Linked DNA regions of Homo sapiens: region 2 is linked to region 1. Evidence: read pairs that join two places in POLR2A ChIA-PET (ENCODE). Cell type or tissue: PC-3. All regions are shown on one strand.

Evidence for each region. Peaks named below come from ENCODE experiments on the same cell type or tissue, not always from the same donor. Only the 100,000 strongest peaks of a DNase experiment are listed, where the experiment ranks them.
Region 2: POLR2A ChIA-PET joins it to region 1 with 5 read pairs; 2 of 35 experiments call an interaction of 5 or more read pairs at or near these places.

Annotation. Positions count from the first base shown.
Region 1 is chrX:116,433,322-116,441,321 of GRCh38, forward strand. SLC6A14 (solute carrier family 6 member 14) reads left to right here and starts at 3,285. Exons shown (of 14, transcript NM_007231.5): 1 at 3,285-3,436; 2 at 4,469-4,634; 3 at 7,645-7,776. The coding sequence starts at 3,389. In PC-3, no CTCF peak of the experiment used is centred here; no DNase peak of the experiment used is centred here.
Region 2 is chrX:116,314,119-116,322,118 of GRCh38, forward strand. No RefSeq gene overlaps it. Among named protein-coding and RNA genes, the nearest start is that of SLC6A14, 120 kb to the right of the region's middle. In PC-3, a CTCF peak has its summit at 236; a DNase peak (open chromatin) is centred at 4,703; H3K27ac peaks cover 1,901 bases.

The DNA.
Region 1 (8,000 bases):
ACATGGCTGGGGAGGCCTCAGGAAACTTATGGAGGAAGGGGAAGGAGAAACAAGCACCTTCTTCACAAGGTGGCAAGAGAGAGAGAGAGGGTGCAGGGCAAACTGCCACTTTTTAAACCATCAGATCTCATGAGAACTCCTTATCACCAGAACGGCATAGGGGAAACTGCCTCCATGATCCAATCACCTCCCATCAGGTCCCTCCCTTGACATGCAGGGATCACAATTCGAGATGAGATTTGGGTGGGAACACAGAGGCAAACCATCTCATTTGCTGACAATGCTTTGTGTGTGTGTGTGTGTGTGTGTGTGTGTGTGAAAAAACAGCAAATCAGGTTGATGGCTATTGTTGTGTGTGTCCTAGCTGGGATGGCCCATATTTAAAAGTCCCCCACTGAACAACGTAGTGCTTGTGGGTCGTTAATTATAATGTTGAAGTGTTTTTGCACAACTAAAACAGAGCTTGCCATGTGTCATGCCCAAGTTAACAATCACTTTACTATTGCCTTTCAGACTGTGGCTTAGGCCTAGATTGCAAGGCAGATGAGTGGTCACACTCTCTCTCTCTCTCCTTATTTTTTATTACTCCAATAATGAACAGTCTTCTCCTGTTTTCCCACACCATGCTCATTCATATCCCTGTGATCAAGTTTACTTAGTTCCCTCTCTCTTTCACCCATTCAACTTCTATACTTCTTTCAAGTTCCAAATCAATAATTCATAAACATAATTTGTTCATCAGTTAATAAATCAGGGCCCAAAGAAAAGAAAATATGCTCTTGGATCTCTTGAGCCTTTGAGAGTGAATTGTAGACCAGGTGTCCTTCCCTTTTTTGGCAACAAAGTCATTAAATTACTTGTCTGAGTCAAATTTTCTAATAAATATTTACTGAGTGCCTACTCTGCATCAGGTTTTGTGTTAGATGCAAGAAGAATTAACACAGTCTCCCTGCCTTCAAAGAACTGGTAGTCTAGTGGATGATAAACAAGTAATTTCACACAATGTAAAAAGAATATATGGTGCATAGGGACACAGAGGAGAGACATCTAAATCTAGTCCGCTGTAATAGAGGAGGAACTATTGTGAAAAGACCTGGAGGAGGACACCCAAGCAGAGTTTTAAAGGATGAGTAGTAGCCAAATGAAGAGGAGGGTGGGAATTTCCAGAAGAAGCAATAGCATGAGCAAAGGCACTGAGGTGAGAAACATGTCTGTGACATACACACTAAACGTTTGAGACAATGAATGGGAAGAGATGATACTAAAAAGGCAGGCAGGAGCCAGGTCATGAAAAGCAAAGCATGGTAATGGGAATAATCCTACCCCCACCCACCCCGAAACAGAAGTATATTATCTAAAATCGATCTCACATTTTATGTGTTAAATGCTCCAACTCTCAAAGGTGATAGAAACTTTACTGCATAACAGGCAGGGAAAATTGGCCCCCCTGTATAACAGATACCCTTGCCTTGTGATATGTTTGGGCTTTGTGCCCCCACCCAAATTTTATCTTAAATTGTAGTTCCCATGATCCCCACGTGTGATGGAAGGGACCCAGTGGTATGTCATTGAAACATGGGGTGGTTACCCCCATGCTGTTCTCGTGATAGTGAGTAAATTCTCACAAGATCTGATGGTTATATAAGGGACTTTTCTCCCTTTGCTTGGCACTTCTTTCTCCTGCTGCCATGTGAATAAGGACGTGTTTGCTTTCCCTTCCACCATGATTGTAAGTTTCCCAAGGCCTCCCCAGCCACGTGGAACTGTTAATCAATTAAACCTCTTTCCTTTATAAATTACCTAGTCTCGAGCAATTCTTCATAGCAGCATGAGAACGAACTAATACACCTTGTGATTCCCATAATCTCTCTATCCTTAGGATTCCTGTCTTCTTTCTATTTCCTTGGTTACCAATTGTTTGACGTGCCCCAAGGTTGGCTTCTTTCATTTATATGGGACTTTGATCGTTTAGTAAATGCTATTGGATTTGCTTTTTAGCTCATCCTTTTATAAGGAGGTTTATAAGCCCTTCTTGCTCCTCTCCCTTCTATGTTTAATCTTAGCCTTTAGGTCATACCAGTAGTGTACAGTACTAATAGGCACACACTCATGCATTAGCACTCTCCATCCCCCAATTCCCCATTGATACATGCACATGTGCACACACACACACATGCACATCAGCCTTTGTTATGTTCAAGACAAAGTTAAATAAAACTTATTGATACTTTCCTTACTACCATCCTACATCTTTCATGGACTTTTCTCTACCTTACCTGCCAAGATTCCCCAGGGCATATTTCTATTGCAAATGGAAAATTCTTGCAGTCAGTGGAGAACAAAGGAGCTGTACATAGGGTACAGAATTTGCCTATTTGCTCATTCCTCTGTGTGCATGAATTTGTGCTTTGCTTCATAGAACCACCATCACTATCTGTTACCTGGGCAGACTGAGTTTAAATCCTTTGAGTTTCCTGATGAAAAGGCATTCCATTGGTAAACAGCATTATAATAATTATTTCCTCCCTGGTCAAGCTGGGATGTTTCCTCATAGTTTACTTTCTAGGCCTCATCTTTCTTACAGAGTGTGCTCCTTTGTTAAGGTTAGAATTTCCCATAAACCTGCTCAATAATTTGTTTGTGTTTGGCTTCTTTGAAATACTACACAAAGCAATCCCTGTAAAAGGCAAAGCTGTCCTGAAGGCTGAGAAAGGAGCCTGAGACATAGGCTCCAAGTTGCTCTTTTCAGGCAGAGCCAGCTGGGTAATCTTATCTCAGATGGCTGCTTTTCAAGGTGCCCAATTCAGGGGCTTTTCCTCTGGGAGCAGCATTTGCCCCAGGGAATCAAGTGCTTTCTAGTCAGGGGCAAAACTTTGGGAAATCTGAGGACCCAGGGTGGTATGGTCTGTTCAGGAGAATTTTGGGGAACAGAATGGCCCCCTTCTCCCTCCAGCACTTGTACAGATCAGCACTTGGCCCCAGAACAGAGACCAGACTGAGAGGCGAGGTTAGGAGGAAACAGGGGACCCAGGAAAGGCGGCTAGATTGCAAACGTACCTACACAGCTCTGAGTCAAAGGCTGTCAGTCATCTCGGCTCAGACTGCTCTGCTCTCCAGCAGCCCAGCCCTTTCCCAGGGCTGGGGCAGGAGATTGCTACATGTAGGCTTATCTGGGGAAAAACCAGAGCCTCACTTTAGTCCCTTCCGGTAATTGACACTACTGGACACCCAGGAGGGGGAGGAGAGAGCTTCTCTTCATAAATGTTCCCACCCCTGGGCAAGGTGGCTCACTCTGGCAGGTAGGAACAGGGGAGAGTGCACCTGCTACCAGTCAAGCTCAGCCAGACTGCAAGAGGAGGCGAGGCGGAGCCAGCCGAGGGAGTGAACCATGGACAAGTTGAAATGCCCGAGTTTCTTCAAGTGCAGGGAGAAGGAGGTAGGGGTCTGGGAGCTGCGGGAGGTGTGGAGGACCTGAGAGTGGAAAACTTAAGGGGGGTTGCTAGTCTCAGTTTTTGCTTTCTGTGGCTGTTCCTTGTGCTCCACATTTCTGTTCAACTATTAGGTGTGACTGAGATATACCTATAGAGTAGAGAAGAAAGAAAAGCTCTTACTCTCATAGCTAGAAGACTTAGGGCCACCTCATCCTCTGCCTTGGGAGTACCCACAAAATCCTGTTCTCTATCCCTCTCCTAACTGTGTCCACATGCTAGAGGAAAGTACAAAAGTACACTGTTCTTAATTGACCCAAAGAACCCTCCATACCCCAGAGAAGTGAGCAGGTTGGGAGAGAACCCCTGTCCCTTCTCTCCCTCCCAAGTGGAGAGAGAGCTACTTCATCTGGTGAGACAGGAGAATTTGTCTCTGCATATTATTCTACGGCTTTTAGAAAGGCATTGATTTTAATCTGTAAGACAAAGAAAAGTTAAACTACCCTTAACTTGATACATCCAATACTATCAAGCCATAAGAAAAGTTTATAGATTCTCGTTTTTTTTTCCAGCAGACACTACATTTGATCCTGCTCAAAGATCTGCTACAATATCAATATTGATGACTTTATCTAATTCATCTTTAAGACTTTTGTATTTGAAACCTGATTTGTCTACTTTCATTTTTCCCTCACACCAGTGTGACAAAGACCTTTGTATTTCAAACCTAATTTGTCTGCTTTCATTTGTGTCTCACACTGCTGTCACATTTAACGTTTTTACCAAAATTTGAATAATCTTAGCTGATGGAGTAATAAACATATCTACCTACAGAACTTTGCTCATTTTAAGAGGTAAATGTTGTAAAGTAAAAGCAGCTATCAGCAGAAATCTCCCCAACTTTCTAAAGCATTCCCCTCAGCTATGGTTTTCAGGGTTTCTTCCCCCCATTTTCTGTTGCTCTATGGATTTGTGAAATTATGCTTCTGTGGAATTTGTAATGGTAGAAAGGCAAGCTGTTGATATTTTTTCTTCCCCAGAAAGTGTCGGCTTCATCAGAGAATTTCCATGTTGGTGAAAATGATGAGAATCAGGACCGTGGTAACTGGTCCAAAAAATCGGATTATCTTCTATCTATGATTGGATACGCAGTGGGATTAGGAAATGTGTGGAGATTTCCATATCTGACCTACAGCAATGGTGGAGGTATTCTATTTCACCCCCACCCTCCCACCCCCGCTTTTCCCTCCAGTTTTAAGTGTGGTTCTGTATGGCTTCTGAGAATATTTTACGAGTTGAAGGAAGGCATATGACAGTTGACAGTTTGGGTTAGTGGGAGAATGAGAAACAAGCATATTGAATTTATTATTAGTCTGGGTTACCAGCTCAAGTTAGAAACCTAGTTTCACAAAATCCTCAGGTATAAACTTGATAAAAAGCTTTATTTTTAGCACTTCTAAGCTTCTGATTTGAGATCTCACATAATCTTCAACTATGACATACTTTTCCTAATTTATGCATGTTTCTGTGATAATCTGTTCAAACTCAAGTTGTGCTTTGCTTAATTTATAGCTGAATCAGAAATAAACAGAAAAATAAGTTCTATTAAGAAGCTCAAATAAATTATTTGCTTAACTAAAATAATGCATTACATTTTGGTGACTTAAGTGTTGAAAGAGATGATTAAAAAGTAATTAAAGGTTTAGTATTTTAAGTTGCAATATTGAGTTACATGTATTCCAAATTGGACTGACTATGTAGAAGATCCTTCTAAAATGAAATAATTTAGTTCAAGGATTGTTGTTTTATTCCTGCAAAAAAACACTGTTTATACCTTGTAGATCATTAGGGTAGACTCAATTAGAAAAAGGAGAGAAAAATCACTTTGAGGTGACACACAAAGGGAAACAAAATGAATTGCACAATTCTCTAGTAATGTCCAAACAACTTTTCACTTACACCATATTTTATTTACTCGTAATTACAGGTTCTATTAGAAGTATAGAGGTGACATGCCCCTATATTTCATAACTGGGTACCAGTGAGACTGTGCCACTATAATTATTTTTCTTAGTATAATAGGATTTTGTGTGGTGATATTTCAATCATATTTCTTATTAATTGGTTACATTAAAATATTCACAGTGGTCTTCAGAGACTTAAGAAAGAAGCTCTGTTTATTAAACCGTTTAAGTGTCAGTAGCATGAATTCCCCTATCTAGAAGCTGGGTCATTTAGTTGTCTTGGTATCGAATATTAGCTGGAAAATGCATCAGAAATCACAGTTTTATTTCCGTCTCTGTCCTAAGGTCCAGTGTGGTAAAGAGAAGCATTCTGGATCATTTTGAGCCTCTTGTAACTCATGTTTAGAAAAAGAAATTCCCTGTGCCTTGACATCATACATAGGCCCAGTAATTGCCACAAATTTCTAGGAACTATATTAAACTAGTTTTAATAGAAACTTTTAAAATATAGCCAAAACAAAAATAATAATATTAATTGTATGCTATTATCTTTTTCACCATTTCCTCTAAAATTTAATATGCCGTATTGGCTTTCAATTTTTTATAAAAACATCATTTGGGTAATAGATGATCTAGGCACTCTCAATCCTTCTTTCATCCAAGAGTAGAAGAGGAAAATGAAATTAAAATTTGTTAAATGCGAATTAGGTTTAAAAATATGGTCAGGTTTGAAAAGTTGTTTCTAAAATCTGGAAATATTTTTATCTGTATATTCTTTTTAACAGTTTATTAAAGAGAAGTGTCATACCACCTTAAGGTCTAGGTCTGCAGTATTGACAATTTGTGGCTATATTAACTATATTAACAATTTATCATCTATGGATAGTATTAATAATAAAATAATATAATAGGTGAAAAGTCAGGTATAACACTGAAGAAAATAATCTTTTTTAACAAAAAATACCTGTTCACACTCGGCTGGTAAAGCTTGTTTATTGTTGTAGTTAAACAGTTGTATTTTTTTTTTCGTATTTGTCATTCATAGGACTTAAACTTCTACTAGTCATAGTAAAGATGGTATGTACATTGCAACATCTATACAAACATATTTTTCCCTATGGTCTAGTGACTTCCAGGGTTAGTATTAAAGTAAGTCACTTACCTATGAATAAATAACAAGTTCTTTATAGACTCATTTTTAGTAGAATGTATTTTGAGAGTTGAAAAAAATGTTATTCCTAGGTATGATGTTACAGTATCATAATATGAAAAATACTTGAGGCAAAACTGTAACATGAGTAAATTAAATGTATACAATCTGAAAACCCATTTTTATCCACTGATCCCCACATTCTTTATTAAACTTTGCCAATTCTTCTGGAATGTTTTATTAATAAGTTTAATATTCTGCCCTTGCTTCAACGTATAATTTGGCAAAACTTCTAATGAAAAATACTATGCCCCAAAAGTGGAAAGAAAAAAAAAGGAAAATGATAAAAGGTTAAAAGGATGGGGGAGGTGAATTGTCTAGTGTGGGAGAATTATTCCTTGTGAAATTGAAAGTTAACTACAAGTATTTCTCAAAAGTTCAGAGTCTTCAAACAAAACCAATACATTTTGTATTAACATTGAGTGAAGAACCTTGTGACTCTTTGGAGAATAATAAACTTAATTGCAATAGCTTACACTGTGAGCCACATTAGCATTTTAACTCCAAGTCTTAAAAATAGACCATTTATTTTTAAAGGAGAAAGAAAGATAACCAATGTTGAACATGGGCTATGTGCCTGGCATTTTGGCAAGTGTTTTCACATAGGCCCTGTATTTGAACCCTTATGACAAACTGAGTTGGCATTGTTCTCCCCTTTTATAAGGAATCCAAGATTCAGATGTTAGGCAAATTGCTGGAGGTCACATAACTGGTAAATGGTCTAGCCAGGATTTCAACCTAGGTTTACCTGGCTCCAATGCCTGGGATCGCTCAATTCCTCTGGCTTACTTTCTATACTCTACCATTTTTAATAATCACAACAGCCTCATTAGGTAATACTAGCATCCCCATTTCATAGATGAGAAATCCAAGGTTTAAAGAATCAACTACTTATTCATAGAAAGCAGTGAACTTTAGGCCCAAACCCAGCGCTCTTTGATTCCAATATATCAGGATGCTTTTAAAGTGTTATGCTGGTTGTCAAAGTGCCATCAAGACTTCGAGCTGTAATAGTGCTTTGGTTCTTTCTCACCTTTTTTAGGCGCCTTCTTGATACCTTATGCAATTATGTTAGCATTGGCTGGTTTACCTTTGTTCTTTCTGGAGTGTTCACTGGGACAATTTGCTAGCTTAGGTCCAGTTTCAGTTTGGAGGATTCTTCCATTGTTTCAAGGTTGGTATTAAAGCGTTTTCTTGGTATTAAAGCATTTTCTTCACCATGCTTTTTTGTATATTTGTGCATATAGCTACCTTCACTGTGAGGAACAAAAAATTGCTTAAAATTCTGACAATTTAAAGCAAAGAAAACATGCATTATTGTTGTTTTGCTGTACAGTTTGCCACTGCAGAATTTAAAAAATCAAATGTTTTTATTTCTGTTTATCATGGGCTGCAGAA
Region 2 (8,000 bases), 120 kb before region 1:
TTAAATTCTTAGTATTTTCTTCAAATTTATGCTATTAATAAATACAAAATGTAATGCATCCATGTACCTTTCTATGAAATTTCTTTTCTTTGTGTTTTTGCTTGGTTTGCCCCTTGTGCTTATCTTCTCTTGCCTTCCTGGTAAACTTCTGTTTACCCTTTTCAGATTAAAATATACTTCAGAAAGTCTTCTACGACCTTTACAGAGGGATAATTGCTCCCTCTTCTGTGTTTCTATAGTATTTCTCTTATGTCTCTATCAAAGCAGTTATCACGTTCCTATAATTATTTGTTTCCTCACCGCCTACTCCACTAGTATATGTGCTCTGGAGGAAAAGGACTATATTCAAATTTTCTTTGACTAGTTAGAAAAGAGTAAGTACTTGTTACATGTTTGTTGAATAAATAAATAAATATCTTATATCTAATTGAATCTTGGTGGCATCTGAGTTTACTGAGTTCCATGGAACCACTGAAGGCAGTGTTGCCTGGTACCAGGAGAGGGTAATAGAGCAGTTCCCTAAGTAGACTTTATAGTTATTTTGGATGGAAACAGAAGCTAGAATGATAGTTTTCAAACCTGGCTGCAGATTAGAGTGACCTGTGGAGCTCTTTAAAACTACCAATACCTATCCCCATCTCAGTCCACTTAAATTAGAATACTGGGGATAGGGTCTGGTTATTCACAGATTTTTTAAATCTTTGTAGATAGGTCTAATGTCCAGTGTTGGACACTGCTGTGCTTGAAGCTGAGGAACCCAGGATTGTCAGATGGTGTTCATGCTGAAATTAAAACAGGAGAGGAGATGATGTACAACTGTGATGTCAAGAACTTGAACACATGAATTAAATTCAAGTTGATATGAATCCATGAAGCAGAAAGGAGCCCAGATCGGCAGACAAGTGATAGCACATGGAGTAAAAGGCTGAGTAATGTGAAGTTCAGTAATAATTGCTGGATAAGAGTCAGAAGTCAGAAATACAGAGATCAGAGATGTTAGAGAGAAACTTTTCTAATGACAATCAGTTGCTAGACATTATACATTTTTTGAGGCATAATTTGTACCCTCTATCTTGACAGATTTACAGTATCTCACCTTTGCAGTCAAGATGCTCCAAAAAGTTTGGTTTCTTATAAAAACAGTGGTTTTATATGTCCATAGAGTCCTTCTTTTTCACATTATTTCCCTCACAGGCATTGCAAGGTTTTAAGAAGATACTTAGGAAAATACAGCTTTCCACTGTAAGAAAAAAAATTCTCTTTTGCTCCTACTATTTTTGTGTGTAGTAGTCATGTCAGGCCAAAGTTAAGTGAAAGAATCATTGGAAATAAAAATCCAATGGCTCTAATCTAATAGATTACAAATATAAGCAGATTGACAATTGAAGTGAAAACCAGAGATCTGAAAAACAAGTTAAATAATGTGTGCCAAATTCTTTGTTATATATAACATTTCCTTTGGCAAGTTTTATTACCTAATTTCACACGTATTTGTGTGAAATATTATTTAGTTATGGCCAAGCAGACATATCCAAAGTATCTATCTCTGCATTCATTTCACAAGAAAAATTATTATGACATACATTATTGAGTCAAAATGTGTCTCTTAAAAGCAAACCTTTTTAGATTTGCATTCAAAATACAAAATCCCTGAAGTAAGATTATCTCCTTTAATATCCAACTACTTACTTGGCATGTTTATTTAGTTTTTACCATAGTGTATTCCATGGCAATAATTTATACTTAATAAGTACTACAAGGACAAATAAGTGATTGAATTTGGGAATAAGAAAGTCACTGGTGACATAGAAGAAGGTAGTTTTAATAGTAATTGGAGTCTTAGCTAGATTACAAAGTGCAAAGGAGAAAGTGGGTGGTAACAAAATGCAGGCAATAGAAAATAAATTTTTGGTTTTTGACAAGTTTAGAAGTAAGAAAAGATGTAAATTTGGATGGTAGCTGGAGAAAGGAATAATGTGGAAGTAAATTTTTATTTTAGGATATTTATAGGCTTAGTTGGAAGAACCAGAAGAAAATTATAGACTAAAGATAAATATCAAAAGGGGGGGTGCCATGGAAACTGCTAATCATGCCTCAATATCTCTCTCTTCCTTCCTTAGTAATAGAAACATCAAATTTTGTCTAAGCTCATGCAAAGGTACATTACCCAATCACCTTGGAAGCTAGGTTTGGCTATTTGACTAACCTCTGGTCCATGGGATGTAAGCAGAAGGAAATATGTGCACTTCTAGAAAGTGATCTGAAAAGGAAGGAGTACCCTTTTCTTGTCCTTTTTTCTGCTTCCTGTTTTCTGGACTGTGTACCTACTGGATAGAATTGTAGTTCTTGGTTTATGAGACAGACATTGTGGTGAAAGTGTTATGTTGGGAATAGGAACAAGATATAAGGGATTTGGGACCTCATGATTATGGAGCTAATATACCAGTCCAGGAATGCTTAGGTTTATCTTAATGGAAATCAATCTTGGTCAAACCACTGTTGTTTTGGGCTTTCTATCAGCTGTAGTTGAACCTAACCCTAACTAATACAGTGGGTAATTGATGTAGGGTTGGGACTAAAGTTAAAGTGTCATAGGTTTTATTTGGCAAGAAGGAAGGATAAATCCATTACCTGAGATGAGATATAAGGAAAAGAGAATGATTATGATTCTAGAATGCTTTTGAGATTGAAATCTTTTCTCATGTTATATGGCTTCAATATTGCAGTAACAAAGGTAGCAATCATCTGAAGGTGGAGATGAAATTAGGTGTTAGGAGAGGTTTAAAAAAATAAAAAAAACTTCAGAGAGGGGGTGGAGCAAAGTGGTAAAATAGAAAGCCCCACCATTAGCCCACTCACAGGCACACCAAATTCAACTATCGACACAAAAAAAGCTAGATTACAAAGTGTGAAGGAGAAAGTGGGTGCTAACAAAATGCAAGTAATAGAAAATAAACTTTTGGTTTTTGACAAGTTTAGAAGTAAAGAGAAATGTAAATTTGAATGGTAGCTGGATAAAGTAATAATGTGGAGGTAAATTTTTATTTTAGGCTATTTATAGGCTTAGTTGGAAGAACCAGAAGAAAACCTTCATAAGAAGTAAAAATCAGGTGAACCCTCGCAATACCTGCTTTTAACTTCATAGTGCTGAAAGAGACACTGCAGTGGGTAGAAAAGACCGTCTTAAATTGCCAATGCCACCCATCTCTCATACCCCCACAGTGGCAATGGGGTCTGGAAAAATCTGTGTGATTGGGAGAGGGAGAACCCAGCAATTGTGAGACTTTTCATTGAACTCAGCGCTGACCTGTCACAGCAGCAACAGGGCTGAAATCAGCTGATGCCCTCACAGAGGGATCATTCAGACCAGCCCTAGCCAAAAGGGAATTGCTCACTCCAAGGGTTAGAACTTGAGTTCTGGAAAGCCTCACGACTGCAGGCTGAAATGCTTTAGGGCTCAAATTAAACTTGACAGGCAGTCTAGGCCACAAAGACTGCAAGTCTTAGTGCTGAGCTGGGCTCAGAGCCAGTAGACTTGAGGACTTGGGGAGCACGTGACTTACTGAGACACCAGCTGGGGCAGCTAATGGATTGCTTGTGTCACCCCTCCCCCAGGCCCAGACAAAACAGCTTGTGGCTCCAGAAGAAACCCATTCTTTCTGTTTGAGGAGAGGGGAGGGAAGCATAAAGAGGAATTTTGTCTTTCATCTTGGATAGCAGCTCAGCCAGAGTACTATAGGGCACCAGCACCAGTGAGAATCCTGAGGCCTTCATTCCATTCCCTAGCTCCTGAATGATATTTCTAGACATACCCAGGTCCAGAAGAAAACCTGCTGCCTTAAAGGGAAGGACCAAGTCCTGGCAGGATCCATTACCTGTAAGCTAAAGAGTTCTTGGGCCCTAAAGAACAAGGAGCAGTAGCCAGGTAGTAAGTCATAGGAATTGGGCAAAACTCTCAGACGTGCTGGCTTCAGGTGAGACCCAGAATATTCCAAGCTGTGCTGTCTATGGTGAGAAAATCCTTCTGCTTGAGAAAAGCAGACAGAAAAGTAAAGGGGACTTTGTCTTGCACCTTAGGTACGAGCTTGGCCACAGTGAGGTAGAGCACTAAGCAGACTCTTGGGGTCCCCAAGTATAGGCCTTTACTCTTGAATGACATTTGTAGACCTGCCCTGGGCTGGAGGGGAGCACATTGACCTGAAGGATGGTCAAGCAGCATTCACCACAAGCTGAGTGAAAAGCCCTTGGGCTCTTGGGCTTTAAGGGAACACTGGTGGTAGCCTGTCAGTACTCCCTGTGAACCTGTGGGAGTGGTGGCCATGGGGAAAGGCTCCTCTGCCTGTAGAAAGGGGAGGAAAGAGTGAGAAAGACTGTTTCTCATGGTTACAGGGCCAGCTCGGCCATGGTAGAATAGAACACCAGATAGACTTATAAAGTTTTTGACTCCAGTTTTTAACTCCAAGATGGCATCTCTAGACCTACCTGGGGCCTGGGAAAAATCACTCTCCTGAAGAAAAGGACAAAAGCCTGGCTGGCTTCACCACCTGGTGACTGTAGAGCCCTAGGGCCTTGATCAAACATAGGTGGTAGCCAGATAGTGGTTACACTAAGCATTGGGCGAGACCCAGTGCTGAGCTGGCTTCAAGTCTGACCTAATGCAGTATCAGTGGTAGAGGCCACAGTGGTGCTTGTGTCACTCCCTCTTCCCCAGAATCAAGTGGCTCAGCACAGAGTGAGAGACACCTTTTGTTAGGGAGAAAGTAAGGGAAAAGAAAGAGAATCTCTGCCTGTAAATCCAGAGAAATCTTCTGGATCTTATCCAAGGCCACCAGGAGGGTACCTCCATGAGTCTGCAAGAAGCACAACATTAATGGGCTTGGTGTGACTCATAATACAAATACAGCTTAGATCACAACACCCAAGTCTTTTCAAATACCTGCAAAGACTTCCCAAGAAGTATGGGTACAAATAAGCCAAGACTATGAAGACTACAATAAATACAGAGCTCTTTAAGGCCAAAAGAAAGACATCTACAAGTATCAGTACCATTCAGGAAAACATGATTTCACCAAATGAACTAAATAAGGCACCAGGAACCAATCCTGGAGAAGCAGAGGTATGTGAACCTTCAGACAGATAATTCAAAAGAGCTGAATTGAAGAAATTCAAGATAACACAGAGAAAGAATTCATAATTCTATCAGATGCATTTTACAGAGATTGAAATAATTAAAAAGAACCAAGAAAAAATTCTAGAGTTGAAAAAATGCAACTGACATACTCAAGAATGCATCAGAATCTGTTAATAGAAAAACTGATCAAGCAGAAGAAAGAATAAGTGAGCTTGAAGACAGGCTATTTGAAAATACTAGTATACCCAGGTAAAATATCCTTCAAACACGAAGGAGAAATAAAGACTTTCCCAGATAAACAAAAGCTGAGGAATTTCAAAAAGGTACAAAATTTACTGACAATAGTTATGTGCACAGAAAAACAGAATATTATAACATTGTATTTGTGGTGTGTACACCATTATTATTCTAAGTAGAAAGAGTGAAAGATGAACCAATCAAAAATAACTGCAACAACTTTTGAAGACACAGACAATACAATAGGATATAAATAGAAACAAAAAAAATTTAAAAGTGAGAGGATGAAGTTAAAGTGTAGAGATTTCAACAGTTTTCTTCTTGCTTGTTAGTTAGCTTGTTTATTTAAGCAGTGTTAAGTTATCAGCTCAAAATTATGCATCATGTGAGAGTATTTGCAAGCTTCATGGTAACCGAAAATCAAAAAATATACAATGGATACACAAACAAATAAAAAGGAAGAAATAAAATTATACAATCACAGAAAATCACATTCACTAAAAGAAAGACAGGAAGGAAGGAGAAAACCAGAAACAACCAGAAAACAAATAACAAAATAGCAGAAGTAAGTCCAAACATATCAATAATAACATTGAATGTAAATTGAATAAACTCTTCAATCAGAAGACAGAATTTCTGAACAGATAAAGAAATAAGACTCAATGACCCATTGATTACAGGAAACACACTTCACATATAAATATACACATAGACTGAAAATAAAAAGATGGAAAAAGATATTCCATGGCAATGGGAACCAAAAATGAACAGCAGTAGCTAAACTCATATTAGACAAAATAGATTTCAAGACAAAAACTATAAGAAGAGACAAAGGAGGTCATTATATAATGATAAAGGGATCAATTCAGCAAGGCAATATAATAATTGTAAATAGACATGCACCCAACACTGGAGCACCGAGATAAATGAAGCAAATATTATTAGAGCTAAAGAGAGAAATAGGTCCCAGTAAAATAATACCTAGAAAAGTCAACATCCCACGTTCAGCATTGAACAGATTATTTTAGACAGAAAATCAACAAAGAAACATTGGATTTAATCTGCACTATAGACCAAATGGATCTAATAGATATTTACAGACCATTTCATCTAATGGCTGCAGAATACACATTCTTTTTCTTAAGACATGGATCATTTTCAAGGACAGACCATGTATTAGGCTACAATACAGGTCTTAAAACTTTCAAAAAAATTAAAATAACATCAAGCATCTTCTCCGACCCCAGTGGAATAAAACTAGAAATCGATAACAAGAGAAATTTCGGAAACTATATGAACACATGAAAATTAAACAATATGATCCTGAAAGACCAGTGGGTCAATGAAGAAATTAAGAAGGAAATTGAAAAAAATTTTTAAACTGATCTATGAAAATCTCCGTGGAGGAGCCAATAGAGAATTGATTAGTAATGTATGAAGTACATCTTTTGAGGTATGAATATTATCCTTGAAATTCTACTGTGAAGACAATAATGTTGTTGATGATAAAGATTCATAGAAGCTAAGTTGAAAAAATTCCCACAGGTTAAAAGATTTCTTTATGACCAAAGCCAACTTTGCAGCACATTTTAACTCCCCACTCCAAAACAAGACAGAGGAACAGCACAAGCTGAGTTGGCTTTGTTCTTCAAATTACTGTAACTAATTGACCTATCTGGGCTGCCTAACCTTATATGATAACCTTTTTGAGGGCACAGATCCTGAATTATTTCCATTAAGTTTCAAGATACTTGTGTCTGGCTACTCAAGTCTATTTCGACAACATATGAAGTAGAACTGTTAGTACTGTAATTCCATCCAATTTTCTATTCTCATATTTTTGGTTGGTTGTGGGAAAACATTGAGAGTTAGAATAAAAAATTGATTCCCCTTTTCTGAAACAATCTTATTTATAGCTAAGATTGAAATTTATTGGTCCACAGTCCTAAACTTATGCGTATTTTGATCTTTTTCTTTCTTTGTAATTGAATGCTTTGTGTTGAGCTACAGTCAACATTTCAAGGAAGCTTTTTTATCATTGTAAATTGACAAATTATAATTATATACATTTATTTGCAAAAAGCTTTAAAAACATCATCAGGGATGTAAAATATGTATAGAATTATTTACATTTACACTGATATCCCCTTCTGTAATGTTTAAAAATGAGATGGCTTACATAAATATTCTACTACACTAATTTAAATAAACTCCCCAAACACCTTACATTTCCAACCACTACAAAATGCATGAAAGTAAAATTATACCAAGATGCCTCCAAGTAAAAAAAAAAAAAAAAAAAAAAAAAGAATGCAAAAATAAACTCACATCGCCAAACCTTTAAAAGTTCAGTTTGTCTTTGGCAAGGGATTTGGGTGAAAAGTCAGCTATTTAATCTGAATTAGCTCACTCATCTCATTTTGCCATAAACAGTATATGGGGGCATGCCAAATATGTATTAATATAGCAAAAGGAACAGGAAGATAAGGAAGAATAATTATTTTGTTTACATGAAACTATTCTGGCCCCAAGACCAAAAACACAAAGAAAGGAACGGAAGTCTGACCTATGGCTAATAACTATTTATTTGTGATCATAATCAGCTTCTTGTCCTCTTGTTTCTATGAATATA